3 separate regions of the Mus musculus genome follow, and all the other regions are linked to region 1. Evidence: chromatin loops called from intact Hi-C (ENCODE). Cell type or tissue: heart. All regions are shown on one strand. Each heading gives the region's core, and the rest is flanking DNA. Links, peaks and the distances in the headings are about the cores only. Region 1 overlaps Palld (palladin, cytoskeletal associated protein). Region 2 overlaps Palld (palladin, cytoskeletal associated protein). Region 3 overlaps Palld (palladin, cytoskeletal associated protein).

Region 1 (10,089 bases), core at 602-8,601:
AGTCAACCTGAACTACATGGTTACACATATCTCCAAATAAAAACAAAACCAGAATATTACAACTTTTAAAGATTAACATTTAAGAATCGGTGTCCACAAATAAAGTGACATAGTCGTGCTAATTAATTTATATCTTATGTATGGCTGGCTTCATGCTAACATGCCATCTAATAACTATAAGAGAAGTGCTTCAGCCACAAAGTTAAAAACACAATACATTTATACACCCTGTCTTTTAGAGAACCGTTTGGGAATACTTAGTATGGAGCAGACATGTACTCTCAGCACCTGAAAGTTAGGATGTGGTTATTGCTACCTGTTATAATTATGTCGAATGAATGAATGAATGCATATACATGATGTGACTGCACATAAAGGTTGAGACAGTTTATTGAGACATAAATAAATAAATACACCATAACTGATAAACACAATACTTAATCTTTCTATTTATAGTAATTAAATGAGGGAAATCTGAGATTGTTCATTTGCCAGTGGTGGATTAGGATAATGCGAATAAAATCAGTGTACTGGTTGCCTTTTGTCATCCTAACACAAACCAGAGCCACCTGTGAAAAGCAACTCAATTGAGAAATGGACTCCATCAGATTGTCCTGTGGGCATGTCCGGGGTCCTGTTCTTGTTCTATGATTGATGTGAAAACGCTTAGCCCACTGTGGGCAGTGCTACCACTGGGCAGGTGCTCCTGAGTTGTATAAAAAAGTGAGCTGAGCAAGCATGGGGAGCAAGCCAGTAAGCAGCATCCCTTCATGGTCTCTGCTTTAGCTCCTCCCCCCCCCCACCCCCTGGGTTCCTGCATGAGACCCTGCCTTGGCTCCCTCCATGATGGATGGTAACCTATAAACCAAAAAAAAAAAAAAAAAAAAACCTTTTCTTCCCAAGTTGCTTCTGCTCATAGTATTGATCTCAGTAACAGAAACCAAACTAGGACAGTCAGAGTTACTCTTTGCTGCATTGAGACCACCAATGAGCTTTGTGGTGAAGAAAGGCACACAAAACAGCCCCCTATGTGTCCACTGTGGAGCCGCTGGAAGCATCCTCCTCTCCTTGTATCATTTGGTAGTAGTTACAGCGAGCATGTCAGCCTACAATTACAAGCCATGCCAGGCATTGTAACCCAGCCTATAGCTCTCAGACCTAGAAACAGAGATAAGAAGATTGTGTGTTTAAGGCCAGGCTGAGCTACACAGTAAGACGCTACGTTGAAAACCTAAAATAAATGCTTAACGAGTTGTAAGTTGTAAGCCCACAAATATTTGGTCTTTCTTCCAATTTATAGAAGAAGATTGCTATATTGGTTCATCTTAATGTTTCTTCCAATTTGTTGTTACTAGCGATATGTAAAAAAAAAAAATCAGGAGAGGGGTGATTAGCAGTGATGAAGATTCTGTGTTGTCTTTCAGAAAGCAAGGACACAGGTTTCCTGTGCCTCCAGCCTTCCTGCTACAAGCAACGAGTGTGTGGAGATTGCTCAAATATGTCAGAGACTTCCTCCCACGACTCCTTCTATGACTCCTTATCAGACGTGCAGGAAGAGGGCAAAAGTGCTGACTTCTTTCCAGGCCTCTCTGCTTTCCTCAGCCAGGAAGAAATAAATAAAAGCCTTGACCTGGCACGCAGAGCTATAGACAGCTCTGAAACTGAAGATTTTGACTCTGAGAAGGAGATCTCGCAGATTTTCAGCAAGTCTCCCATAAGCCTCTGCGAAACTCCTTCCCATGAGGAGCCGAAATCAGGCAAGCAGACTTCCTCAGAACGACCTCAGGATAGCAGGCGAGCACCTGTCCAGCCTCTAACAGGAGATCAAGCTGAAAGGATCACTTCCCCAGGTTCAAAGAGAAAACCCGGGGTATCACCCCTGCTGGCCAGCCCCAGCTACATCCGGAGCCTCCGCAAGGCTGAAAAACGAGGTGCAAAAAATCCCAATCCAAGTTCAAAGCCCAAAACTGCCCAGCAAAGCAAGGCTGGCCCCCAGAGCCAACTGTGCGACAAGGCGGCTAGTTTCATCGAGGAACTGACCTCCATATTTAGAGAAGCGGCAAAGCCAAGGAACAGAAGCCCAAATGGTGAGTCCTCATCACCAGACAGTGGGTATCTGTCTCCTAAAAATCAGCCATCAGCCCTGATGAGTGCCTCAGCCAGTCAGAGCCCCACTGCAGACCAGCTAGATCAACTGGAGATGGACGCAGAAGTCAAGCAAGCCCAGGGCAGCCTTTGCTACCAGGCCCACCAGGCCTCGGAAGAGACCTTGCCACTCGCTCACATCCCGCACCCACAGCCCCAGAAAGCCCGCCACTTGCCAACTGCACCTAGGTTCATCCAGAAACTGAGGAGCCAAGAAGTTGCTGAAGGAAGCAGAGTTTATTTGGAGTGTAGAGTCACAGGAAACCCAACGCCCAGGGTCAGGTAAGAACTCTTATTACGAATGTAACGTGATTTTATTGACTTCCGGTGTGACTTCAAGGGAGACGAGAAATTTCATGGATTGTGCGTCCTGTGGTCTCTGCAGTAGATTTGCTCAAAAATCTGCTAAATCAAAAGCGGGCCAAATAGCCAACACCACTAGGTGTCCCAGGTGGGGCAGGTTTTGCCGTCACTTGAAGAGGCAATGAGAAAAACCAGCTGTTATATAGGAGTGCAGATTTTACAGAGCCTAGGGAGTGTAAAATATCAAAATGGTTTATCCAAAGTATGAAGAAAAGTGAGTGGTTTTAGTCATGAGTCACTGAAAAAGGTAAAAAATTATCCTAAAGCTACAGTTATCCAGAGGAACAGAGATGACAGTGTACAGAAATCAAGCATAGATAAATCCTAAAATAGACATCCAGTCTAAGGAATGGGTTAGTATGCCTTATTAGTGAGAGACAAACACACACCTGCATCTCCAAAGTGTAGCAACCAGAGTAGGCAGAATTTCTATGTAGGAGAACAATGAACCAAGTCCATAGCACAGCAGGTTGGTTTTCTATGCTTAGCCACAGGGCATAGCCAAAGATGACAGCGAATTGAGTGCATACCTGGAGCCCAAAAGCACCCCACATGCCCATTATGATTCTTTTAAATTCTTCTTTCTAAGTTATAGGCTGTATACCTTCTCCCGTACAATAAACGTTTAAGAGAGGGACCTTACAGGGCTTACAGGATTGCAGGGCTTACAGTCAGGGATCTTCCTCGGACTCGTCTCTTAAAACAAGAGGCTTTTGAGACTTGCTGTCTTCAACCATGAGATGAAAATGTAATAAGGAATCACATTCTATTCTATGATGTCTGAATTAAACCATATGTAAAACAATAATGCCTTGCTGTGGCCTTGTAGCTATCATTACCCAGGCTCTTCAGCGTGTCTAATTTCTTAATTGCAAGTCAGGATTAGACTACAAAGATGGGCATCCATTGGGTTATTTGAATGTTTTATCCAATCTATATAAATGTTTATGTGAATGCAATTGTTTTGTTGTTGTTGTTGTTGTTGTTGTTGTTGTTTGAGACAGGGTTTCTCTGTGTAGCCCTGGCTGTCCTGGAACTCACTTTGTAGACCAAGCTGGCCTCGAACTCAGAAATCTACCTGCCTCTGCCTCCCAAGTGCTGGGATTAAAGGCGTGCGCCACCATGCCTGGCATTATATAAATGTTTAAAAGCAAGTTCCAATAATTTAGTTTAGGAAAAGAATGAAATGGACAAGGTCAGCTACACAAGGTCAAAACAGACCTCATGCGTTTTTCCTTCCTGTGTGAGCTCATGCACACATCGCTGGCATGGATTTCACAATCATTGCTTAGAATAAATTCACTATTATTCACTAGCTAGTTTACACTGTCAGCTTTTACTGTAATGCTTGCTATTTTAAGAAACGAACAGCAGGGGGCGGTAAAAACCTTCTTAATGTGTTTGCTCAGACACATGGTTCTGGATTCTGTTTTCCAGAAGAATGTAATGCTTTCTTTCAGATTCTGTTTTGGTTTTTTTTTTTTAAAAAAACCTATCAATTTTAGGAGCAAATGATCGGTGAGGAATATATGTATGTGCAAAACAATGTTACTGACTTTGAAACTTTATGGTTCAATTTACATTTATGTACAAAACAGTCTCTTGCAAGTGGAACCCAGTAGCAAATGTATAACATGTCAAAACTGACTGAAATCACTCCACTCAGCACCAAAGGACCCAATCAAATGAGCAGGCATGATTCCTTGTTAAGGTTCACTTAGTCGTTTGATAACACAGTGGGCCATCAAAATCATGCCCAGGCTTCTTGAGGACAGCTGGGGACAGTAGGTTTAGACATTTGGTTAGTAGCATAGTATTATTAATTATTTCAGTGTACTAAAATCAATGACCAATGTTCATTTGACATGGTAAACAGTCATTAAATCTTTGGTAAAAATGCTTCATTGCTCATTGTTTACTTAACCTTTATATCCTTTAGGGTTTGTTTTTGTTTTGTTTTGCTTTAAGAAGACGACTATAAATACACGAGGTCGGGGAGATGAGGGTTGTTTTCATTCCTGTTTGAGGGATCTTGGTCATCTTGATCATGCATTTGGAAATATATCAAACTTCATGAGCATTCAACTTTATTGACCACGTGAGACATGATGGTCTTAGCGGAAAACCTTCTGTGAAGACAATTTTGTGTAAGGAAGGAAATCTTTAATAAAAAGTGCTCGCGCTGGAGCGTGAGAAACTGGCTCATCCTGCATCCATTCAGGGACCTACTGACCTACATATTAGTGAGACCTAGCTCCTCATCGGCAGGACACCTTCTAAGGATCTAGAAGTAGTTGGTTGTCTTATGGAGAGGAAGGGAGTGTCAAGGAATCTGAAGCAATCAGTGGGCAAAAGCTCAAAAGATAATGCTTGATAAACACAGAGGCGCATAGTATTGGGTGGCTGGCAGCTATCCTGGGAAGGGACAGGGTGTGCCTGGGTGGCCAACCAGAGGAAAGAATGCACGGTTGGCAGGTATGGCAGCAGGTGGCAGGATCTTGAGGTAGGGACTAGAACACGAGGAGAAACTTCACTTGTCAATAGTATAAGCCAGTGAGCAGCAAGACCTGGGTTTCAGGAGGACTCAGGCTCAGCCCAAGGAACACATTCAGCTCTGGCGCCGCCATGAGGCCAACGTTTAGTGACTGCGTTTGTGCGGTGGCCCGGATCAGGAAACAACTTCCTACAACTGCATGGCTAGGCTACTTACTGCTAGCTTAGAGGTCCTTAAGTAAGGCCAAGACAGAGACTGCTCCAAAGCCGCAGGCCAGACTTGGTAGCACAAGCCTTTAATCCCAGCAATGGGAAGCAGATCTCCTTTGAGTTCAAGGCCAGACTGGTGGACGTAATGAGTTTCAGGCCAGCCAGGGCTATATGGTGAGTCTCTGTCTTTAAAAATCAAAACAGAAGAAAACCCTGAGCATCACCAAACTAATAAATTAGATAAAGTAGCCCCAGATAAAAGGAGAAATGGGAGGAACAGTAATGAGAAGACAAACCAGTCATTTCAAGGCATTCCTACTTTAAACATAAGCACTGTCCCCAAATGTCACAAAAAAAAATGTGAAAGCAGAGTTCCTTCCCTCCTTTATTCTTACATACCCAGAAAACAATCTCAACAGTTAAAGGAAAGAGAAGATAGATAGAGAGATAGATAGAGTTAGGTAGATAGATAGATATACATATACACATGTATATATAACAAATAATTTATATACAATATGTATATAAATTATTTGCTATCAATTTTGTTTAAATTTTTTCAAAATTTCTATGTATTTGTGAACATGTGTGCTTGTATTTATTTGTGTGAGTATGTCTCTCTGTAACTGTATGTGCACATGTGTGTGCAGTGGCCCCCAGAGGCCAAAAAGACATCATTGAAGACTTTGTGTGCCATCTGATAGGATGTGAACTGTAGTCCTCCTGATTGAGCCGCAAGCACTCCTAACCTCTGAGCCGTTTCTCCTGTCTCATACAAGGTGAACTGTTACATCATCTGTTGCTCCATTCATGTCCTGTTCTAATGGCCCTCCTTTTTCAGTCTTTAGAGGGGCCTAGGGGCAGGGAACCTGACACCACTCACCTTTCTTGGTCTTCTGCGCACTCAGCCTTTGAGTGGATAACTAGTTCCTGAATGTGGGTTGTGGCGCCTACCTATAAACCTGGCACTGGGAGGATAGAAGCACAGTGATCTTGACTTTTAGATCAGTCTGGACTGGACAGCAAAGTTTAGTCTCAAAGCAACATGGCTTTGGTATTATAAAAGGGCGTCTTCCTCCTTTTCCTTGTCTTCTTCCTCCTCATCTCCTTTCTTCTTCTTCTGAGACTGAGCCCCACTATGTAGCTCTGGCTGTCCTGGAACTCACTATGCAGAGCTACATAGGGCCAGACTGGCCACAAACTCACAGAGATTCGCCTGCCTCGGCTTCCTTAGTGCTGGGATTAAAGCGTATGCCACCAGACTTGGCCTACACGTCTGCATTTAAAAGTATTTTTAATGGAAATTTTATCTTTTTAACCACCTAAATTTAAGAGGCCCTAGATATGAAACTGTATAATAAAACACCAAGTAATAAAAAATGGTTAATTAATCACAGAGCCTAGAATGTACGTCAGGGATTTTTATTCCTTATGCAGTCTGGTCCATAAGAAGGTCCCACCACTGTCCTTATTTCTGAACTGCTGTGTCTGGCTCTCTGGCAACCTCCAGAAGTAGAAGTGAGGGGAACTACCATCTATAAAAATCAAGGTATGGAGGAAATCATAGTCCAAATATTTTCAAAGAGATGATAGTATGATATTTTCTATATAAAGAAATCCACAGTTTTCATGGTTGTGCCTCTTTATCTTCAATCCATGAACAATCATCAGCTAACATACATGTTAAAAGAGTGTTCATATTCTCTGCATAATAGCTGTAAAGAAAGCTAAGCCTTCTAGTTAGGAGGAGTGGTCTACACACTTTCATATTCAGATAATTGTGAGGTGGATGTATACATTTATGAAAGGGAAAATACTTTCAAACACTCAACTACCAAAGTGAAAAGAATCCGTCATCTGCTTTAATATTCCAGACACAGTTCCTCCTAACAGATGCCTATTAGGTCATCCTTATTAGCCTTGTCAAGTTTTATTTGATATATGCAATTGCAATTAATTCAATTCTTTCTTTTTATAATTAAAACTCAGCACCTTTAGTGCCCCCACGTAGTTTATGTGAACAAGACTTTGATCCTCATCAAAAGTCAAAGCAACAACAGTATCCATGTGAAATCAATACAGCCCAGTCTGTGGATATTTGCGATCCCTCAAGAATAATCATAATAAATAAAGCAGACCACGGATATTTATCTTAGTAAGACTATCTGTATGAACTGTGATGGTTTGGGATAATATGGCAATCATGCCATAGCCAGGAGATTATAAAGGTGAAGGTACAGATGGCTTAGCCCAAGATTATTCCAAGGGTAGTCAACGTTGAGAATGTACATACATATCAAAATAAAAATAATCGACAATTACATTTGGTGTTACTACAGTAGGGCACAGAGTTATACAAAATTTTGGAGCCCAGTTTTAGGATAACCAGTGAGTATAAGATGTACACACATGAAACCTTTACATCACATCTCTGTCGATATCTAATGTAAAATGTCTAGACTTCCTTTCTAGAAGTTCAAGAAAAAATTATGACAGTCACCTTGACCGCACTTGTTCTCAACCCCATCTCTGGTTCATCCAACAACTCAGTTGCTTCTCCATTTCAGATCTCTGTGTCTGATTCTTCACTCCATCACTGCAAGCATGCTCCACTCTAAGCTTCATCCCCTGGCTCAGATACTAGCATTGCCTCTAACAGACCTCCTTGGGCCTACCTTTGCTCATCTGAGTCACATGACACTCAGCATAGTTCTTTTCAGTGAACTGTCAGCACACCACTGCATGCAGTGACTTCTTAGCTGGAACAAAGTGAAATAAAATACACTGTCCTGGCAGGTACTAATAAGGTCTTCTCTGCTTCACTTATCCCCTGCTTCTTGCCATTGAAGATCCCACATCAGCCACCGTGGGACCTTACTGCACCTCCCTCATCAGAGGCCTCTGTGCCTTCTGCCCCTTCTGCATGGAAAGTTCTTTCTTCGTATTTTTCCTTAAAGTATCTTTAGGGTATGGCTTTCTATATCTACTATGTTAAAAGGGGTAGGGAGGGGTCCTGCCCCCTCACTACACAATTCCACTATCTGGCAGTTTTCTCCATAAACTTTTATGACATACCATGGATTACTGGTTTAATTGTACTATCCATTTCCTTCAATAGAATTAAAAATCCTTGAGTATAAGGACTTACTAATTTTTTTCACTTATTGGTGTCAGGGATCTAAAATGGCACCTGACATATAACAGGTGATCAATAAATATATGTTGAATGACTCTAGGTGTAGATTCCACTTCAAGGTATATATGCCTGGAAGAAAATGCTGCCCTTATATTCTCAATAAAACTGAAAAAGCTATAAAAATAAATGAACAAATTAATTCGTGATATATCCATAATGAATAGACCAGAGGTGGATTTATCAGATCTGAAACTCAAAAACAAAATACCAACTAAGAGTGAGCAAGTTCAAAAGAAGAACGCAGTGGCTTAGTTAGCAAAGTGCTTGGTTAACGTGCGCAAAGCCCAGGGTTTGATACCCAGCACTGGAAAATGAACAAACATGCCAACTAACCAACAAACACACAGGCAGTGGAAGCTGGGGGGTTAATTCATAGCAAAAGGGGGATTGAGGCCAGCCTGGCCTCATGAATATATACAACTTGCAAGAACAAAGTGTGGACACTTTGCCCCTTCCTAGAAATTGGAACAAAACACCCATGGAAGGAGTTACAGAGACAAAATTTGGAGCTATGGCAAAAGGATGGACCATCTAGTGATTGCCATATCCAGGGATCCATCCCATAATCAACGTCCAAATGCTGACACCATTGCATACACTAGCAAGATTTTGCTGAAAGGACCCAGATATAGCTGTCTCTTGTGAGACTATGCCGGGGCCTAGCAAACACAGAAGTGGATGCTCACAGCCAGCTATTGGATGGGTCACACGGCACCCAATGGAGGAGCTAGAGAAAGTACCCAAGGAGCTAAAGGGAACTGCAACCCTATAGGTGGAACAACAATATGAACTAACCACTACCCCAGAGCTCTTGTCTCTAGCTACTATGTATCAAAAGATGGCCTAGTCAGCCATCACTGGAAAGAGAGGCCCTTTGGACTTGCAAACTTTATATACCTCAGTGCAGGGGAACCCCAGGGCCAAAAAGGGGGAGTGGGTGGGTAGGGGATTGGGGGGGGTGGGTATGGGGGACTTTTGGGATAGCATTGGAAATGTAAATGAGGAAAATACCTAACAAAACAAAACAAAACAAATAAATGTTTTCCTCAAAGTAACTTTCAAGAACAACTGAAGTAGTCAGGATACAGACTAATACACAAGAATGTCAAATGTTACATTAAAGATGACACTAGCCACAGAGACAAAGAAGCAAGGGGCTTCAGTTGTGTTCATAGTATTTTGTATCTTAAGATGTGTGAATTGCTGTTTTTATGGGTAACATTAAAAACTACTGACTTTTTTTTTTTTTTTTTTTTTTTTTTTTTTTTTTTTTTTTTACTATTTGTACTATCTATGCACTGTGCACAATTTAGTCCAGAAAAACCACCAAGAAGAGTCAGGTACATAAAACTCAGAAAAAAAAAAAAAAACATCTACCCAGCACATTCAGGGCCCTGAGTTCAGTCCCCAGCACCAGAAGAAAACTATCACAAAAATGTCTTGATGTCTAGCAACATGAATTGGATAGAGTGGGTCTTACACACACACACACACACACACACATATACACTGTTCCTTTTCAATTTAGCCAAATTAAGTCTAAAGTCTGATAAGAATTACCCATCATCATCCCCCAGTAGTTTCAATACCTCCTGTCCATCCTGTCATTTGGATGAGAGAAAGCATGCAAAAGGGCAAAATCCATAGAAAGCAAAAACCTACCAATATCTTGTCTCCTCCTC
Region 2 (10,089 bases), core at 845-8,844, 120 kb after region 1:
TCCGGTGCAAAGTGGCTGGCTAGACTAGCTAGCTCTGAGTTCCAGTGAGAACTCAGCTTCAATATATAAGGTAAAGAACAGTTGAGAAAGACTGAAGACATCAACCTCTGAACATATACATACATGCTGGCGTACTACATCCACATACACTGGCCAGAAACTAAAAGAAAAGAGGTACAGTCTGAATTTCCCACTGCCTGTGCCACTTCTGGTGACATTCTGCATTAAGTCCCCTCTCTGCCATTCCTCACATTGCATTCCACACGCCACCACTCAGGCCTCTGCACTTGCTGGCTCCGACTTCACCAATTAATCCCAAAGCTCACTTTCATCAAGTCTTTGTTCAAATGTCACTTTCTCAACCAAAACACCCTAACCATGTCACGATCTTGTTATACTCTTCTCAGCTGTTCCTATCATGCTTCAGCATATCATCTTCTTATATATGTTTGTGCTGGCTACTTTGATGTCAGTGTAACACAGGCTAGAGTCATTGGAGAGATGGGAACCTCAATTGAAAAAAAAAAAATGCCTCCATAAGATTTGGCTGTAGGCAAATGTGTACGGCATTTTCTTAGTTAGTGACTGAGAGGGGAAAAAGTGCCTAGACCATTGTGGGAAATGCCAGCCCTGAGCCAGTGGGCCTGGGTTCTACAAGAAAGCAGGCTGAGAAAGCCATGAGAACAAACCAGTAAGCAGCAACCCTCCATGGCCTCTGCATCAGCTCTTGCCTTTGGGTTCCTGCTGTGTTTGTGTTCCTGCCTGACTTCTGATGATGAGCAGTGACATGGAAGTGTAAGCTGAATAACCCCTTTCCTCCCCTGGTTGCTTTGGTCATGGTGGCTCATCATAGCAGAGAACCCTAAGACAATTGTTTTGGTTCTGCTTTATGCCTCTCTTCCTAAGTATAAATGCCACGGTGGGAGGAGGAGCCAATTTCAAGCTTGTAATACTTTGCCTAAAGAGTAGCTACAGCCCTCCATATTTTTTTTTTTAAGTGAGAAAACAGAATGTGTTTCTGGTATCAATGTACTTAAAGAAATCTGGTAGCCTACAGGAAAAAATAATACGACCATTATTCTGTGGAAGGATGTAGTACATTTGTGATAATTTAAATTATGTGAATTGTTGCTTATTCCAATATTAATTATTTTAGTCGAGTGAGACAGGATCTCTATGTAGTCCTGATGGTCCTAGAACTCACATGTTAAACAGGCTGCCTTGAACTCACAGAGATCTTCCTGCCTCTGCTTCCTGAGCATTGGGATTAACAGTGTGCTCTACCATACCCTGGTATTCATTATTTTCTTTCTTTCTTTCTTTCTTTCTTTCTTTCTGTCTGTCTGTCTGTCTGTCTGTCTGTCTGTCTTTCTTTCTTTCTTTCTTTCCTCCCCTCCTTCTCCTCCTCCTTCTTCTTCTTTAAGAAGTTGCTGATGTTATGATTCCCAGACAAAAATTTTAACAATAGATGTGAGGAGAGTTCAGGAATTTGCATTTTCAACAAGCTCACCACCCTTCTGGCCAGTCCTGAGTGCTCCGTGGGCCACACGCTGAGACATCACTCACACCCTCTCTCCGGATATATGAAACTGCAGAATGTGTAGCAGTGGCAAAGTTCCCATCTGGAGCTTAAGCAGATGACTGATTATAGAGATAAGAGCCAGAGCTTCCGTGAATGTCAGGCACCTAAGAGCTGTACCCACAGGGTAGCTCCTTGGACACAGGAAATGGGGAACAGCAGATTCCATCCAACCTTCATTCTCATCCACACTCACACAAAGGGACCTAGAAAGGTCGCCATCTTTGACTGGGGCTGCATTTCCAAAGTCTAAACTGTTAACCTTTTCAACACGTATGGACCCCTGGGCCATATTTATTATTCTTCTTAGGGTGACCACATGCCAAGAACCTTTTGTTTTAGCCTGTGCCTTTAATTAACACAGTGCCTTTCTGATTAGCAGAGGAAAGGGGCTTCTAACCACCCCTTCTGGAGAGGAGGAAGAAGCCAGTGAAACTCCAGAGTTCGCTGATCCCCTTGCTACATTTTGGAGAAGCAACGTTTGTCTCTTACTCAGCGATCCCAGGAAAAGTCTCTAGTTCGAGCCTAGAGACAAAAAAATAGAAAGACCACAAGAAGAGACTGAACTTGCCAAACCCAGAATATCTTCCCATTGAAAAGCAACCTCAGCCTTATTAACTTGACAATGATTCCCAAAGGAAGGGGAAATTTTAATAAGGAAGGGGAAAAAAACAGTATTTCATGAGCCATCACTTCCTTAGGATAATAAATGTGAACTAGAGATGGACCGCACTCTTTCCACATGTTTACTTCCAAACATGTCTCTTGCTGTCTCTGGTTGGACCTCTCAGGATGACTATTTTTGGAGCACATGTTCTGATAAGTCTTCTAATTGACTTCAAGAATCTGTCATGCCTTTGATATTTTATGGACTCTAGTTGAATTAATAACTTTATTAGTCCCTCATGAGTTTCTTCTTCAAATTTCTAAATCCAAACCTGGATGGCTGTGTCTTGGGCAGGCTGATTCTGGGATGGGAAGATTGGGAACACAGTATGTGGTGAGGTCAGCTCCTCCCGTGTGTTAAATCTAGTCTGCCAGGGAGATGCTGGCTGGCAAGTAGTGGGGTTTTCTTAAGTGGTTGGTGTGGATTTTCCTATTGTTTCTCAGTTATATCCATCCTTGTAGTGCCTGAGTTGCTGTGACCTGATGCAATGAGGAAGAACTGCAGGAGAAGCCAGCCAGGGAACATGCTCACTCTCAGTGAATCGCAGCTTGGATGCTGAGGGACAGCCTTGATTAATGGCAGACTTGTTCAACATCAAAAAAAAAAAAAAAAAAAAAAAAAAAAAAAAAAAGGAACAAAAACCAGATTTATTCTCCACATTCTCTTTCCTAAGGGTTCCCTGTGTGACATGGGGTTAATGTATAGACTTGCGAGAGAGATTTCATTTAGACAGAGGGACACACACGGGATCGTGGAAAGACACCCTCTCATGGAAGTGGATATAAGGCAGGTGAAGATGGGAGTCCCTGTCGCCTAGTTACCAAGGCCCCAGGTGTGCAGAGAGGCTGTCTTTGTGAAATGAGTAGAGAGGTGTCTAGGAAAGGCTTTAAGCTGAAGCTGGCCTGGTGGCTTGCTTTGGAACTTGCTTGTGGCTGGGACTACCTTGTCACTTCAGTGGTGTGTAATTGTGATTTGCCCACCCCGGTCCAAACAAAAGCCTTCGGACGTGTAAGCAGGACAGTAGAGAGGGGCGTTATTTCTGGACATTAGCAACATTCCTGCCCAGGACACACCCTCGCCCTCTCCCCCTCCCCAGCAGCCCCAGATCCTTTTCTACCTCTCTCTCTCTTCCTCTCGCTCACTCGCACACACTCGGCGCACACGCGCCCCTCTGCAGACGCGGTGCACTCGCGCGGCTGCAGTCCAGCTGCCTGGCTCCGGTGACGGGACCGGGACCCACGTCCTCCTCTCCACCGTAGGCTGCCGGGAGCCCTGCGCAAGGCGGCTCTGCTGCCTGTGCATTTTCCCGCACCCGCAATCTCGAGCCTAAAAAGTTGCACTCGGACAGCTGGCGGGATCCGAAAGAGCCCAGAAGAGCTTCTTCGGCGGGGTGTACAGAGCGTATTTGGTGCCCAGTTGGTAAGTGGTGTAAGTGGCCGCGTTCTACAGATGCAGAGCCCGTGGTGCTACGCATGGCCCTCCGGATCCCTCCAAACCCCTTAAGGGGCTCGGGCAGAGGGTCCTATTCGCCAGACTTCTCCGTTGTTAGGGTTGGGTGGGGGAGGGGAGAAGGGCGTGAGGTTACATCTCTGCCCTCTTTGTCCACCCCATCCCCATTTTTAAAAACGCTACTTTCTTACTCTGCACACCCCTGGAGCACTTTGGGTTGGATTTTCGTCTAGTTTGTCATCCGCTCCATCCCTGGCTGAATTGGAAGGAAACTTTGACAACGAAAGCCCCTTCTGACAGGCTGAGCTACTCAGCGAGCTGAATGAGTTCTAGCTGGAAACACTTTATCTCAGGGAAAGTTTGAGATTGCCTTTTTTTTTTTTCCTCTTGAAAAATCTGGGTGGTTTTTACTCCCCCCACCCACCCACCCCCAACCCCCACCGCTCTCCTTCAATCTCCTAAAAGTTGTTTGTTTTCTTGGATCTCACTCGATTGCAGTCCTTTGTCTAGCAGAATCTAAAGCTACTTTCTCAGCTCCCTTTCTCTCTTGGAAGCCCTTTGGACGGAGTCCCTCTCTCATTAGTTAGCATGCAGTTGGCTGTGGTTCTAGGGAACAAGTGGCCGGCAGAATACAATAGGGAGGAATACATTCCTGATGACTCCTCTACCATGGAAAGACTGAGAACAGAAAAGCTGGCCTTCCCCCATTCCTACTACTCGTTATGCTTTTACAAGTATTGGGGGGCGGGGGGGGGGATTCTGGAAAAGATCGCTTCTAGAAGCAACCAGCATTTCTTTTAGCGAAATGCAGATTCCTACAATCTACTTCTATCAAAAGCCCAGATACAGAGCCTGGCACCTGACAAGCCAGATGGGATTCTGAGGTCACCTCTGCTAGTGGTAGGCTACTGATAAAGGGCAAGAGTGGAGTGTGGTGCCCAAAAGGCCTGACAGAGGACCATGTGAGAAAGGGACAGTTCTCCAAAGATAGCTTTTTTTTTTTTTTTTTTTAATATTCTGATGATATCATTATCATTGACAGAATCATCGGGATACTGGAATGTAGCTTGCCATCCTAGCAAGGCACATTGAATTCCTAACCACAGGATGAAAACAGACTTTCAGTAACCCTTTTTAACACTTCTAAGTAGACTCAGCAAAATGCGTGTTTATTTCTGTTGCTGATAAATCCATGGGAAATCTCTTCTGACCCCAGCAATTAAATAAATAAATTTTAAAAGTCCTAGTTTATAACTGCTGGAATAATGGCTGAAAGATTATTTTCAGTAACCCAGAATCTTGCCTTTCTCCCTGCCATTGTTTTAGAAATTACAGAAAGATATGACCAGCATGCATTTGGGCTGCCCCCACCCCCCAACCAGCTGAAATGAGCAGTTATCCTTAGGTTATCTGATGAAAAGATTGCTGCTGCACGCACTACCAGGATGTAAAATACTATGTCTCAGAGAAGATTATAGCTGGTAGACACACACGTCTATAGTTGCTATGCTTCTTTGTCCTGGTCCCTTAAGGAACAAGACCTACCTTCAACATGACAGTGTTTGTTTGCAGTTTGTCTGTTTGTTTCTTGATTTTTCTGGGTCCTTTGCCCCTCCCACTACAAATCTACCTTGACTAGAGTTGGCAGTGATGATTCTGTAGGGCTAAAATTAGAAAGTTCTCGGGGGGCCATTTAAACATATCCTTCTTGTCTCCTAGAAGTTCTGCAGAGCCTCCTTGAAAATGCTCACTTTAGCAACAGCTGTAAAACAGTAAAACGATAGCTAGGTACACTAAAATAGCACTTTTATTTGGAACATGTTTCCCTCTCAAGCCTTAATCATACTTAGCCAGTGTATGTTAAACTTTGTTTCCCAGAGGTGCCTACAGGCTCGCTCGCTCATGCATTCACCATCCCTCCAAAGACTGTATACTTAACGCTTTGAAAGCTCCTTTAAATAAATAAATAAAAATAAGCAAAGATCCAGTTGCACTTGCAGCACACACGGCCGGCTCTTCTGATGTGACAGCAGATGGCAGTCGCAAGAGCTTTATTTGTGCCTGGGACAGCTTAGCTAAGTGTCTCGTAAATTAATCATGAATTGAATAATTGATTTCTCACACCTTGGGCTGTTCTTAACTCCTCAGTTATACATTTAAAGACAGGTTACTACAAAGCTCTGGGTCCCTTAGAATTCTCGTCAAGGGCTATTGAGCATTTGCTACAGTTGGGTCCACTCTACTCCTCACGTGCTCATTAAGACACCTGGACATAGAACTTCAGGCTCTCCTGGCTGTCCCATTTCCAGGACAGCCTCAGTGAGTGACCTCCCATTCGTTGGTCAGCCCTGAAGTTGGCGGTGCTGATGGACACAATGAGTTTCTGTGAATGTAATTAAACCTGCCTCTGCCAGTCTGCCTGTGGTATTTGTGAATGTTTTCATAAGGAAAACTGTTCTTGGGCTCCATCTGCCCTCTGTGGTTTGTGTCATATTGCGTTTGCTGTTCTGCAACCCTTGCAGTTTTGTGTGAGTGTGTGTGTGTGTGTGTGTGTGTGTGTGTGTGTGTGTTTCTGGAATGATTGCGCTATGATGTCATGTGCTATCTCAGTGTAGAACGTTTAAGGCTCTTGCTGAGGTCCATACGCCTGGGGGGTAGGGGCTAGGGTGGGTGGGGGTGGGAGCTCCCTCAGAGCGCACTTGGTAGCTACTCCCCGACTCCCTGTCTGCTCCAGCACATTCCATTGCCTGGAGACCAAAGCCACCAAATGATTTGCGGTCAGAGTGATTTGAGGCTGGTTAGAGATGATTTAAAAGGAAGGTTATGGGCACATGAAGTGTAGGGTAAGAAAATATATTTTACTACTTTGGAGACCACATGGCTCCAACTTCAACTTCTTTTTTAACATAGAAATTGTTGCCTGAACTGGCTCAAGGTGGCCCCTCCCCCACCTCAGGTTTTTTTTTTCTTTTTTTCTTTTTTTCTGGCTCATGGCAAAAGGCAATATTCCCTATTGATTGTAAGCTTGACCTTCCCCTTATTTCTGGAAATTGTTAAACTTTTTCATGCTCAAAAGGACAGGGGAACGTGAATCTGCTGGCTGCACTCGTTGGCTCATTGTTAAAGAAGCAGTCCCACTCTTCCCAATATATGGAAGAAGGATCTCCAATACTAAGTCTGGAGGAGAATCAGTTACACAAGAAGCAAAGGCAGGTTGAACAGAAGGTCACAGAATGTCTTTGTGGAGGTACATGTTACTTGATAAGTGGAAGAAATGATTTGGGTCAGCCTCCTGAGGATTCAGTATACCCTGTGATTAATAGTGGAGCCAAACGAAACATGTAATCTTTCCTAATTCACAAATAATGGTGAATGAGCTCAGAGACCAGTGACCTCTTCTCATTAGTGGTCCTTGGAAACACATAACCTTGGACCCATGTTTCATTTGTGAGATCAATCTACCACCCCCTTCTAAGCAAGCTATCGCAGATTGGTGCTGTCAACCAGCTATCACCACCGAGCAAGTTCCCAAATCTCTCTCCAGTATGAATGCCTGGTATTACTTCATTCTGCTGGTTACATCCATTCTGTTTTAATCCAAAGTATGTGCTCGAACCTGGTAGTCCACTCAGTGCTAATCAGAAGACAGCGCTCATGTTCCGGCTTGATGTTATGAATCTGGTTGAAGAAGCTAAGCTACCTAGAAAGCTCACTTGGGAACTCAACCCATCGGCTGGCCATCATGAGCTTGGCATCTGAGAGCCATCACTACAAGATAATGGAAGGCTGCTTGAGATGTCTCTAACAACTTGGTGCTCTGCAGTCTGGCTAAGCCAATCTGGAGTCCTACAGTTGGGGCCTATGTGCAGTAAGCAGCTTAAAAGAAAGCACATGGAGATCGGATTAGCATGATGGCTTATGGGAAAAACATTGAGGAGACATACTGGATGATGAGAATTAAGTGACACTGGAACTGAAGATGCTGATTCTGTTTGCCACCAAGTAACCTTGGACAGATTACATTAAAATTTTAACATAGGGGGCAGGTTTGAACTATGTTTTATCCTGTTCTTAGATGTAGTGTCCTTAGGCTGACACTAGACAGCAAACAGAGAAGGTGGCGTTATCTCTACTGTACAGTTGTGGAAACTGGAGTAAGGTACGGGGGTTATTGATGTTTTCAAGGTCACACAGCAAGTCACTGTTGGTATTTGGTCTCAAACTCAGACCTCTGTAAACGTCAAGTCCCATATTCTTTCCACTGTAGCAGGCAGCCCCCCACAACTCTTGACCTCTACAGACCTCACTCTCCTCATTTGCAGAAATGAGACATTTGGCTCAGAATACCAGTAGACCAGTCCAAGTTAAAATTCTGTGTCTGATGAATCACTGGCTGGAAAGGACTTTAAGAAATCACTTAGTCATATTCCTCACTTCCAGCAGGCCTCTGTCGACTATTTTGAAAGGAAAATAAAGCCCTTTTTCTTACAACCAAGTGCAGAAAGAAGCCTGGCCCAGGAGAGTGTCTAAACACAGAACACAGTGAGGAATGAGAAAAAGTGACATGCCAGTGCTCAGTGGGAACTCTGAACTCTCTGAAGTTTGGGTCTTGCCTTAGTAGAGGTGAGCATTGAGGGGCTAAGGGTGCGGCTCTGTTGTAATAAAAGTTAGGTGGGTCTTCCTCCCAGCCCCATGCTCCCAGAAATAAGACTCTGACTTAAAATATATTTACAAATATCTTGGCCATACAGCTAGGCTCTTCTCTGACTAGGTCATGATTTAAAATAACCCATTTATTCTAATCTACATTCTGCCACATAGCGGGTTACCTGTGCTCAAGCACCATGTGTCTGAACTCTGTCGCATCTTCCTGGGTGAATCTGACACACTTGGCACTATCCCAGAACCCTTTCTGCCTCTCAGGTGTTCCACCTCCTATTTCCTGCCTACGCCATAGGCATGCAGCTTTACTGTTGACGGTGCCACATGCATACAGGCATAAGATATTCTCTCTACAAGTTGGTAGAGTGCTTCCCGAACGTTCTCAAAGCCCTGGATTCAATAGCTGGCTCTGCATAAACCAGGCATGGTGTATATACCTATAATCTTAGCACTTAGGAAGTGGAGGAAGAAAGATCAGAAATTCAAGGGCATCCTTGGTTATATAAAGAATTCAAGGCAAGTCTTGGCTATATAAGACCCCATCTTAATAATAATGATAATAATAACTAACACTTTGTCAAGATCTAAAGTAAAAGAATCACTAACACACCTTATGGGTAGGAAAGAATTACAAGACAGGGAGAATTAGGAGCTTTAGAATTACTAACGGCTCCTGGAGGATATGGTGATTGAAAAAGGAATGGGAACATTTCTGTTCAAAGAGATAGAGCCCTCTTTATCTGATGGGAGGGGCAAGCAGGACACTATGCTCCACTTGTTCTTGGTTGGTTTGTACTGATGGATGTGGTGCAGAGAGAATGAGAAGGGACTTCACTTTAATACGCTGCCTCTGAGCACCTTAAAATGTCTTCCTTGTGTCCCAGCATGGCTCTCAGTAGCCAGAACCACCAGTTAGAGTCCACCCACCATGTTAGAAAATGACCAGCAACCAGACTTAATCATATCTTGCTCATCAATCTTAGCTATAATCTTCAAAACATTAATCATTTGTCCATGACCTTCCTGTTCCATTTCCAAGAAATTGATGTTATAAGCAGGACAGTGACTTTGCAGACAGATGTAAGTCACTATTACAACTCTCTGATTGGCTTAGGTAAGCACTATGTACTCTAAGCCTCACCCACTCACCTATGAAATGGGCTAACTATGCCCACATTAATGTTTGATATTCCTTAGAAATTAGTCCTGGAATAACGGTCAATGGGCTACATAAAAATTAGTTTGCATCATTAGGAAGAGTCCAGGTTCAGGCCATTTCTTAAAGCTATAAAGTCATTTATAATCTCTTCCTGTTTTGTCTCAATTCCATTCCCAACCTAAACAGAAAACAACTATCTAGCTTCAATGTTCAGTGCTTTCAAACCTTTAGGACTATGAAGAAGTGAATATCTTTCCCTACATGAACAGTGCCCCTGACACTCTTGGTTACAAGTGACAGTCCCTGGAGTGATCTCATCTATTTTGAGTCTAGACTATAACCTAGGGTCTGCTTTGTCCTTTAACTAAGATCTGTTTTCCTTAACATCTTTGCAGTCCTTTAACTAAAGCTTCATCTCAGTCAGTCTTAGTCTGGTTAGGTTGTTATAGCAAAATATCCCAGACTGGATGGCAACAGAAATTTATCATTCACAGCTGAGATGGGAACTCCATGACAAAGATTCAGGAAGACCTGATGGTGAGTGAATGAATGGTCTGCTCATAATGTGGTGTT
Region 3 (10,089 bases), core at 1,047-9,046, 170 kb after region 1:
TTGCTTTTTTAAGAAATGAAAGGCAGAGAGTGTGTGGAAGCGGTGTGTGCATCTCCACCCTCTAACCTGGTGCCTGGTGTGGCATGCCTGCTTTCTGCTGGATACATCTCCTCCCTGCAACTGCTTTCTCCTTTTCCCTTTAAGCAGCTTCCCTCTGTGGTCTGCAGCATCCTTTTTAGGCTAGGCTTTAGTGGAGCAGGTTTAGACAATGACCCTGCACCTGCTCTTAACTCAGATGACACTTGGACTCATCACACTGATTCTCTGGCATTCCTCTTGTGCATGGCAGTGACAGTGCATGGCAAGGGGACTCTTCCTATCAAAGGAGTACCTCCATCTATTTCCTCGTGTTTCTCTAAAGATTCCCAGCATGGGTAACAAGGATGGTCACTGGATGGCTACTCCAGAGGGCTGTTCTTTCCTTAGACCCTTCCAGGGAACCACAGTGCCAAGTGAACATGATCTGTGTTGACAGGTCTTCATATGGAGCCGGAAGCATCCAGGGCGCCCAGATTCCACACTGAATTATGATTCAGATGGCTAAGCACAGCTTCTGAAGGTTGATTCTCATCATTCTGAGGGCTCCTCCTTGTTTGTTTTAATGGCTTACTGGGCTTAACCATCTATGATGCATGTGCCTGTGTGTGTGTGTTTGTGTGTGTGTCGTTGTGTGTTTGTGTCTTTGTGTGTATGTGTCTTTGTGTGTGTGTCGTTGTGTGTTTGTGTCTTTGTATGTATGTGTCTTTGTGTGTGTCTTTGTGTGTGTGTCTTTGTGTCTGTGTGTCTTTGTGTCCGTGTCTTTGTGTACACATGTGCATGCCTCTCACTACAGTAGAAGGCAAGCTGGAACTGAAGTCTAGGAGCAAGCATACATTTCTGTTGCCCTTTATCGGTAGGCATCTGTGCTTTTGCTATTTCTCTTGCTTTTAAACACAAAGGGAAAAAGCCACATGGTTTTAGGAATAAATCTAATCTCCTTTGATGCCTAAAAGCTTAAACATGAAAAATATTTGGGTGTCATTTGTTATATACCAGAACTAGCTTCCTGGAGATATTTCATAGGTTGGCTCATAGAAAGCTGGACCGCACACTGTGCTCTGAAACACTAAATTAACTCATCTCTGGCTACATTCATGAACTACAAAACATTTACTTAAAAGTCAGAGATTTTCTAGGGCTAGCATCATGTCCCATCTGATAAAGGCACTTTTTTTTTAACCAAGCCTGAGTTTATTCCCTAGGACCCACATGGTAGAAGGAGAGAACCAACTCCCTTGAGTTATGCTCTGGCATGTGTATACCCCAGTCCCACACACAGTGAATAAACAAATATAGTAAAACATGAAAAGAGATTCAAAGCCCAGCGACTTGTTGCACTTTAAAACACAAATGGAAAAAAGAATGCAATCATTAGTTGATTTTTTTTTAAGAATAAGTCTCAGGTAGCCCAGGATAGCCTCACATCCTCAATATAGCTGAGGATCACTTTAAGGTTGTGATCATCCAGCATCTACTTCTGTCTGTGCTGAAAATTTTTAAATGAGATTTCAAGCGTAGTAAGTAAGCGCTCTTCCATCGACTCTACAGCTCCAACCCCAGTAGCTGATAACCTTAAACTTTTCATTTACACACACACACACACACACACACACACACACACACACACACACATTCTCCTTACTGTCCAAATCCAGACATCATTCTTCTACTTTAATAATTGATAGGAAAATACTATAGGCTTTTAGACTATGCACAGTGCTTTAGCACACACCCTACGCAAGGAACATTTGCTAAATCACATACTACTTTTACTTTTTCCCGTTTGCTGTAAGATTTGTGACTCACTGTTACTCCCCCAGACCCTTAAAACACAAAACAAAACAAAACAAAACTGCCCAAAGTCCACACACTTCCTGTTGAAGTCTGTCCATTAGCTTGTTTATAGGTAAGGGTTTTTTTGGTTTTGTTTTTGTTTTTTTAAATCGTACTTAATTATTTCAAAGGACTGACACACCTTATAGGGTATGTAAATCTAGGAAGCCTAAGTCTGGTCAAATTATTAAAGAGTCTGAATGAGTGAATAGCTCCTATCACTAGTTAATCTCAACGGGGGAAGGTAGGGAGAGGACATATGTAAGGAAATTGTTAGCATTCTGGCATTTAATAACAAGTACAAAAACTTCACCCCTTTGCATCCATAAAGTTAAATTAACTTATCTTCTGCATCATAAAAATGTATTAGCCTGCAGTTGGAGTTGGGTAAAGACAAGTTAGTAAGAGAGGCGGAAGCCAAGGTCAATAAGGAAAAAGTGCAGCCCTGCAGCCCTGCAGCCCTGCAGCGGGTTGTATTATTCAACTCAGAATCTTGAAATGAAAAAATGCCAAATCTCTTAGCTTCGTGAACCTGATGTAGGAAGCTGGTAAGGCAGGGGTGACAGGGAGCACGTGAAAGGGTGGGAGCCTGCCAAAACAAATGAGTCTTTTCTCCTAATCTGGCTTCCCTGAGTATCTGTAGTCATTTGGAATATAATTGTTTGGAAGCCTTGCATTCCGCCAGCTTGCTTCTAAATGTAGATAAAGGAAAGCGGCAGCTGTTACCATCAAATCCCACAAACAAGAAAGGGGCCGTACAAATCTGTAAACAGCCCCAAAGGTGCCACAGGCCTTATGGTAAACCTGTCTGATCTCATGACCCAGAGATTGTGAAAAGCTGGTGACCAATGGATTTAAAGGAATTCACCCCTGCCTGAGACTGCAGCGATTCTTTTCTGATAACCCCTTTGTGGATGTTTTGTTCCTCTGGGGTTTTGTCTAAGGTTTGGCATCTTTCTTCCCTATTGTGAGGTGATTTAAGGAGGCGTGAAGTCTGAGAGGGTCACTTGCTTCTTGAATTTCAGGAACTACAGAACACAGCAGCCTCCGAGGGCCAGGTGGTGGTGCTGGAATGCAGAGTCCGAGGGGCACCCCCGCTGCAGGTCCAGTGGTTCCGGCAAGGAAGTGAGATCCAAGACTCTCCGGACTTCAGAATTCTCCAGAAAAGTAAGGAGAGGTGTCCGTTGTCCCAAGTTTTGGTTGGGTTTTCTCTGATTTCAAGAGAACTAAAAAGGACTTACATGAGCTGTTTTGTATTCTCAATGTGGAATGAGACTAGATAGTCCAAAATGCGCAGGGAATAAATGAATGTAACGCAACACCTCTCTGTCCCCTCCCCTTCCTCACATCTCCTTGTAAATGTGAGATCAAAAGACCTTCTGTGGTTGCTCCTCTACAGATCAAACGCCAATGTGTGTGCCATCTCCCTAGTTCAGCCTTCTGTACAGATTCTTGGTAACAATAGTGTGGTCATGTGGTGCTAGGAAGCTTCTCAGCTGAAATGCCTAAGTAAAATACTGATTTCTTTCAGCCATGCCCTCAAACTTCTCCTGCATTGTTTGTTAAATGGTAGGACTCTCCCTGCATTAAAAGGGCCAGAGTACATGTTCTTTTTGGTTCAAGATATTCATAGGGTTAGCCCTTAATGCTGAAATTTGCCCCACAACCTCTTCCAAAATGCTACTTGTGAAATACACAAAAGAATTGGTCTACCTCATTTTTATGGAAGAATAAAACAAACCAACCAACAAACCACAGGCACTCCTTTGAAGTGGATGAGATCCGTAGGCCTTTTCTTTAGAATGAAAAAGTCCCACCTACTCACATCGTTGGACAAATCATTTTAAGAGGTTCCCAAGTTGTCAGGAACTGCACTGGGTCACACTTCCCAGTGCACAGTGTTTCTGTACGCATGGAAATAAAAGCTGAGTGGCTGCTGCCTTCCTATACAGAGGTGGTCCGTGACATTTCTGCACATGTAGCCTAAGCAAAGCAGCGGGAGCAAAGGGGTTAGTTGTCGCTGAGGCCCTGTTCTAATGCTATCCCCCCTTCTTTTCCCTTTCTCACATAAACAGAACCCAGATCGACAGCTGAACCCGGTAAGAGTTTTCTGCTATTGGGGGGTAATGTATCTTTTGGTTTTCAGGGAGTCTTTGTCTCTATTCGAAAGCCACACACCACACTAAATGATGTATTTGCAGTTCCTCAGAAACACAAAACCATCTTGAAAACAATGTCTTCTTTATCACAGGGTCTGTGCACTGCAACCTTCCTCGTCTTTATTAGTAAACCATGCTGCTCAGACAAGCGCATTGGGCTTGGCGACAGACGGCTTTTTCAAATACAGTGTTTTATTCTCAGACTCGTGATCCAAAAGGAAAACTTTCTGACGATCCAGTAGAACAGAGAAATTTGCGGCAGGCTAGGCTTTTGCTGACCAAAACACACTGTAAGACTCCATGGCTCTTTGGTTGGTCACCCAGTCTTTGAGAGCACCTAATCCTGTAGAGACTTGATACTCCAGGGTGGGGGGGACACTTGAGGGGGCACCCTCTCAGAGGTGAAAGAGAGGGAGAAGGGAGATGGAAGAACTCTTTGAGGGGGGAAACTAGGAGGGGGTAGCATTTGGGATATAAATAAATAAAATAACTGATTTTTTTTTTTAAAGAAGACAGCATAGCTTAGAATGTGCCTGACTGAGGGCTTTAGTGGAATGACAGAGTGAGCCTTGAGGCATTGCTGTCTACTGCTGAAGCCATAAACTTTTACTGTTCCATAAGCTTGAAGAAAGTCAGCGTGTCCTGGGAGCTCTCTTCATTACCAGGTCATCTGACCTCACCCAAGTGCTCTGTTATCCAAGAGTGTGGGGGCTGACTTCTCCTCTGCCTTTGACCTCTTGTATATTTATGAGTCCCCACGGACCAAAAAAACTGTGTGTCCAGGTATCTCATAGTGTGCACCCCCACCCCACCCCCAAGATTGTTTTCTTTTGTATTTTTCCCATCAGCAAAGACACAGTCCACTATTTCTTCACAGAGGTTAGAAAAACATGTCGTTTTCCTGTTTCTGCTGTTCTGCTGTTCATGCTTCTGCTGCGGCGGCAAGCGGATCCTGCCAAACGTGCCTTGGGAGCTATGGCCCTGCCCTGACCCTTGCCTGAGAATTTTAAGGTTCCCAGTTAGCTATAACAGGGCATGATACTGTCCTGCCCCTGAGCCTGTCACATCTGAGTATCAGGTCGTTAAGAGCAGAGTGTTCTTCATTTAGAACTGGAAGTTGAAAGGTTGATTCTTAACATCCTTCGGGAAGGACTGGAATTGACCTAGTGGTTCTGAGTTACAACTAGAGCATGCCACCCCATTCAGTGTGGGGGCTACCACTTCAAAAACTGCTGTCACTTTCCACGATGTGGAAAGAGACCGCTTTGTGTTTTACTTGTGATATGTCTTTGTGTAAACTTGCTAGGTCCCCAGTGTATGGAACGTCTGTGTGTCACACAATGCATATAAAAAGTAAAGGCCAGCATGGTGACTGTCACTCATTGATGGGCTGGGCAGGGCAGAAAAAGATGGATTCCTAAACTCCACTGCTCAATTAGCCCAGCCAAGTCCATGAGATTTGGTGAGAGAGTCTGTTTCAAAAAAACCTAAGGGTAGCAGGAGTAGGTAAGGATGCAAGGGCTAAAAGCACTCGGTGTCCTTGCTGAAGACACTGGTTTGGCTCACATAGCAGCTCATAGCCATTTGTAACTTCTGTTCCAGTAGTTACAGTGCCCTCTGCTGGCCTCCACAGTCATTTCACACACATGGTGCACTTAGGTGCAAGCCAAACCCTGATACATGTAAAATGAAGGTAAATAATTTTAAAAATAAATAAATAAATAAATAAATAAATAAATAAATAATCAAATAATAGTAATCAAGGAAAGATATCCAATGTCAACCTCTACTTTCTACAGACATGCACATGCCCATACTAACAAACACACAGATCACACAGATGCATACACACACACACATATACATACACACACACACACACACACACACACACACACACACACCAAAAAGGAAAAGAAAACAGTCAGGTTATTCTGCCAACAAGTAAGTTCAGATGAAAAAAGCTAATGGAAACAACTCCCACCGCTGCCCCATTCCCTCACGACCCCTCCCATAGACAGTCTTAGTACTCCAGTTACAGCTTGTTTTGCTTTAACAAATAAAAGTTCAATCATGAGTTACTTAATAAAATTTGTTCTGGATGCTCCAGTCCTGTAGAACTTGCTTGAATGTCTCTTGGATGAGTGTGGTGGTACCGTGGTGTCCTAGCTGAAGGCTAAGGACATGCAAGGCGCTCATCTTCAGCTCAACGGCTTGACAGTGCACACAAGATTTTCCTTATCATGTTTGCCGAATTCCTCATTTTTCTCCTCCCTTTAATTATATCTGAAAGTATTTTAAGACAAGAGAATCCCCCATCCCAACCATAATAACAGCATCTGCTAAAAGCAAGTGTACCTTGGCAGAGAAATATTTTGAGAAAATTTGTCAATGTAAGAAAAAGATGTAGCTGGGAACTATTAAAAAGAAGACAAACTTCCCCTGGTCTCTGAGACGTTCGCCACCATCATATTTACCACAACAACTGGAAACATTCCTTTCATTGTCCCAGTGAAACACTAATACATTCCACTTTGGGAACTCTACACTTGTTATGCAGTATTAAATAAAAACTCATGATCATAGCTTTTTAAACAAGAACAACAAAAACCCCATAAATGTGACTAGTCACATGACTGCTTTTATGAGTTGGACAGAGTATAAATTAAAAAATCAAAACAAAAAAGTCTATTTTAAGACATATTTGTATTTAAGCAAAGTTGAACATACCTAACAAAATGAAGTGTGAGGGTTTTTTTTTTAACTTCCAAATGTTTCCCTTGTGTTGTGTTGTGTTGTGTTGTGTTGTGTTGTGTTGTGTTGTGAGAGAGCCTATTTCAAAACAAGTGAAGGTTAAGAACAATTGCTGTTTTTGCAGAAAAGCCTGCTTTGTCTCCTGCCTATCACACAATGGCTCATATCCATTTGTAACGTCTGTTCCCAGCAGTTACAGTGCCCTCTTCTGGCCTCCACCAGCATTCCATACACATGGTGCGCTTATTTTAAAGTATCAGTGCATACACATAGTGCACTTACATTTTTATTCTATGGTACATATAAAATGAAGGTAAATCAATCTTTAAAAATGTAAATAAATGATACATAGATACATACATACACAGACAGAAAGACAGGCAGAAAGACAAATAGTGTGGAAAGAAATCAAAGAAAGACACCCAATGTCAACCTCTATTTTCTACAGACATGCACACATGTACACATGCCCATACTAACCAACTCAGAGATGCATCTTTACATATCATGGGAGTATGTGTGTATGTGTCTGTGTGTGTGTGTGTGTGTGTGTGTGTGTGTGTGTTTGTTTAAACGACTTATCTTCTTAAATAGCCTGATTGATTACTAGATCGAGCCAGTCACCAGTATACTCATCTACAGAGGATGAATGTAGGGGCTGCCTTCTCTGATATCTATATCTTAACCACTGTTAAGTAGAAAGAGAAAAACACACATGGCTACGGAACATCTGAGGCAAGAGATAAATTTTATAGGCTCAGCCCATGATGTTTTCCAAATGCTAAAACACAAACAGCCTTTGAAATCCAGGACAATATTTAAAGAGATTTTTATGACTCTCCCTTCCCTTCCTCTGATATGGTTGTTCTTTCCTGATCTCTTGTCTCTGTCTCTCTCTGTCCTACACCCTTCCTTTCCCCTTTCTCCACCAACTCCCTCATCCTTCTTACCCAGTTTCTTTCTCACTGCCTTTATTATTCATGGGTAAGGAAGGCACTTTAAGGCTCTAAAAATAAAGCTGGAATTCCCTGGGATGTAGATATGGGTCCATTAGGATTACACATTGAGCTAAAGGAGGAACAAGCTGATTCCTTGCCCTGTGCATTTGAGCAACTGGAACAGGTTTTTCTTGTCACTACTGTGCTGTGTCTGTCTAATGTGTTTTGCACTCCCCTCTCTGTCTAGACAGGAGTCAGCTTCATCACAAATCTTCTCAGCCTGGTTTGTGAATTAAAAGCGAGTCAGCTTTCTTAAGACCAGCATTGGTTCATCATGTTACCTGCCAGGCTGCCTTTTTTTTTTTTTTTTTTTTTTTTTTTTTTGACATTCTAGCTTTACCCTGATTGGATCCTTCAAAGACTAATCTGGGGTAAGAGGATGAAGACTCATTCACAGATGTTAATACTCCAGCCGTTACTCAGCTGTCTGGGAACAGCCACAGACGGTCTTGAGTCGCTTCTATAGCATTGCCTAATGGTCTAATGGCATGTGAAATGAAAGCCACAAAAAAGTGGGTCTCTCTCTCTCTGTCTCTCTCTCTCTGTGTGTCACACGCGCACACAATGTATCCACTTTCTTTTAAAAGATTTATTTACATGTATGTGTGTCTATATACGTACATACATAAATACACATGTGTGTTGGTGCCTCAGGAGTCTAAAAGAGACCATAAGGTCTCCTGGAGATGTAGTTACAGGCTGTTGTGAGCTGCCTCAGTGTTAGATACTGAACCCCAGCCCTCTGCAAGAAAAGCACAGCACTCAGGAAGCAGAGGCAGGTGGATCTCTGTGAGTTTGAGGTCAGCCTCATCTACAGAGTGAGTTCCAAAAGAGAAACACTGTCTTGGAAAAAAACAAAACAAAATAAAATAAGACTTGTTATCTCCTTTTTCAAGATCTCTCTCTACGTAGCAGTGTAATCCTAGACCTTTGTCTGTGTGTTGACTGTGTGCTTCAGAGTATGAGGGAAAGTCCAGTGGTTGGCTGTCCTAAGGACTGAGCTGTGAATGGGAAACTATGTAGATGCTTACTGAAGCCAGTCAGTTGCACACAGTTAAGATTACATCTTGGGTTAAAATAGTAGTTGTGTAAGAGAAAACCAGCCTGTATACAACCTGTGTCTCCCATACAGGAGCGACACCCTCCCTTATATGACAGGATATGCAAGGTGTCTCTCCACACCATCAGGGGTATGTCAAAGGTCTGACATTTTTGACATAAACACCTTGACACTTAATGTCTGACAGATAGAATGTAACAACTAGCTAAAAATATTCATAATTTTAAACATTGGGTCAACATCCTTTTGTTCTATGTGACAACACATTGTTTTTGTACAACTGAGAATTTGGTAAGCATGTGACAAACAACCAGGATTTCTGAAAATCTGTCTGGAAATGAGCTTTGCAATATCCAGTCTGACTGCAAAGGGTTGTATAGCCCCCAGCTAATGCTCACACCCATTCAAATGCAACTGTGGTTATTTAAGGATAAAGGAGTAATTTTTCCTTTAATGCCTGTGTGATTTCCTAGCAGTATTTAATTTGTTCCGATGTAAGTTATGAAGTTCTATGGGAATAATGACCTAATTTCATGGAGCTAGTTGGCTTATCTGTTGGCTTAGATAACTGTAAAAAAATGCTAATATATTAAGGCAGTGATTGTATCTCAACCTGCCTTTTTGAAAATAAGGTTTTGAAATGAAAGAAAAGGTAGCAGACACAAAAGTTGAGGAAATGGGCTACAGAGTACACACACACACACACACACACACACACACGTACACATACACATACAAAGTCTAACAGAACAGGGTAGAAAAGTAGAAAATGCAGAGACAGAATAAGAGACATAATATATAACTGTGATTCCAGCAGGAGGGAGGAAAGACAGAGGAGGAAGGCATTGTCAAAGAAATGATTCAAAAACTTCCCTTGTTGCTGCAGAGATAGCTCATTCAGTAAAGCACTTTCTGAGCAAGCCTGAGCCCTTTACTTCAGACTCCCCAGCATCCACCCAACTGCTGGGCTTGTCTGTAAGCCCAAAACTAGTACTGGAACTAGGCAAATCCCTTAGGTGTATTAGCCAGCCAGTCTAGCCAGTCAGGGATCAGTAGATTCAATGAAAGACCCCATCTCAAAAAATGAGAGAGCAACTGAGGAAGATATTCTATCAAAACACTTCTCACCCCAACATGCACAAGCAAGCAAGAACATGTGCACACATGCATACACACACACACACACACACATGAGTAGACAGAAACAGATTCACCAAATTTAGAGCCCTTTGTTTCTGGATTGAAA

The links. Peaks named below come from ENCODE experiments on the same cell type or tissue, not always from the same donor. Only the 100,000 strongest peaks of a DNase experiment are listed, where the experiment ranks them.
Region 2: a loop joins it to region 1, with 2.2 times the contacts of the local background. A loop is called at or near these places in 2 of 42 quality-filtered maps.
Region 3: a loop joins it to region 1, with 5 times the contacts of the local background. A loop is called at or near these places in 28 of 42 quality-filtered maps.

Annotation. Positions count from the first base shown.
Region 1 is chr8:61,869,251-61,879,339 of GRCm38, reverse strand. Palld (palladin, cytoskeletal associated protein) reads left to right here. Exons shown (of 22, transcript NM_001293772.2): 2 at 1,425-2,427. The coding sequence starts at 1,499. Among named protein-coding and RNA genes, the nearest start is that of Palld, 28 kb to the left of the region's middle. In heart, for the core only: CTCF peaks have their summits at 3,877 (motif pointing right) and 5,131; no DNase peak of the experiment used is centred there; H3K27ac peaks cover 622 bases.
Region 2 is chr8:61,753,387-61,763,475 of GRCm38, reverse strand. The region is part of intron 2 of Palld (palladin, cytoskeletal associated protein); the gene reads left to right. Among named protein-coding and RNA genes, the nearest start is that of Gm51576, 73 kb to the right of the region's middle. In heart, for the core only: CTCF peaks have their summits at 3,417 and 5,726 (motif pointing right); no DNase peak of the experiment used is centred there; H3K4me3 peaks cover 2,776 bases; H3K27ac peaks cover 2,406 bases.
Region 3 is chr8:61,696,052-61,706,140 of GRCm38, reverse strand. Palld (palladin, cytoskeletal associated protein) reads left to right here. Exons shown (of 22, transcript NM_001293772.2): 7 at 2,898-3,039; 8 at 3,948-3,971. Among named protein-coding and RNA genes, the nearest start is that of Gm51576, 16 kb to the right of the region's middle. In heart, for the core only: CTCF peaks have their summits at 5,653 (motif pointing left) and 7,003 (motif pointing left); no DNase peak of the experiment used is centred there; H3K27ac peaks cover 309 bases.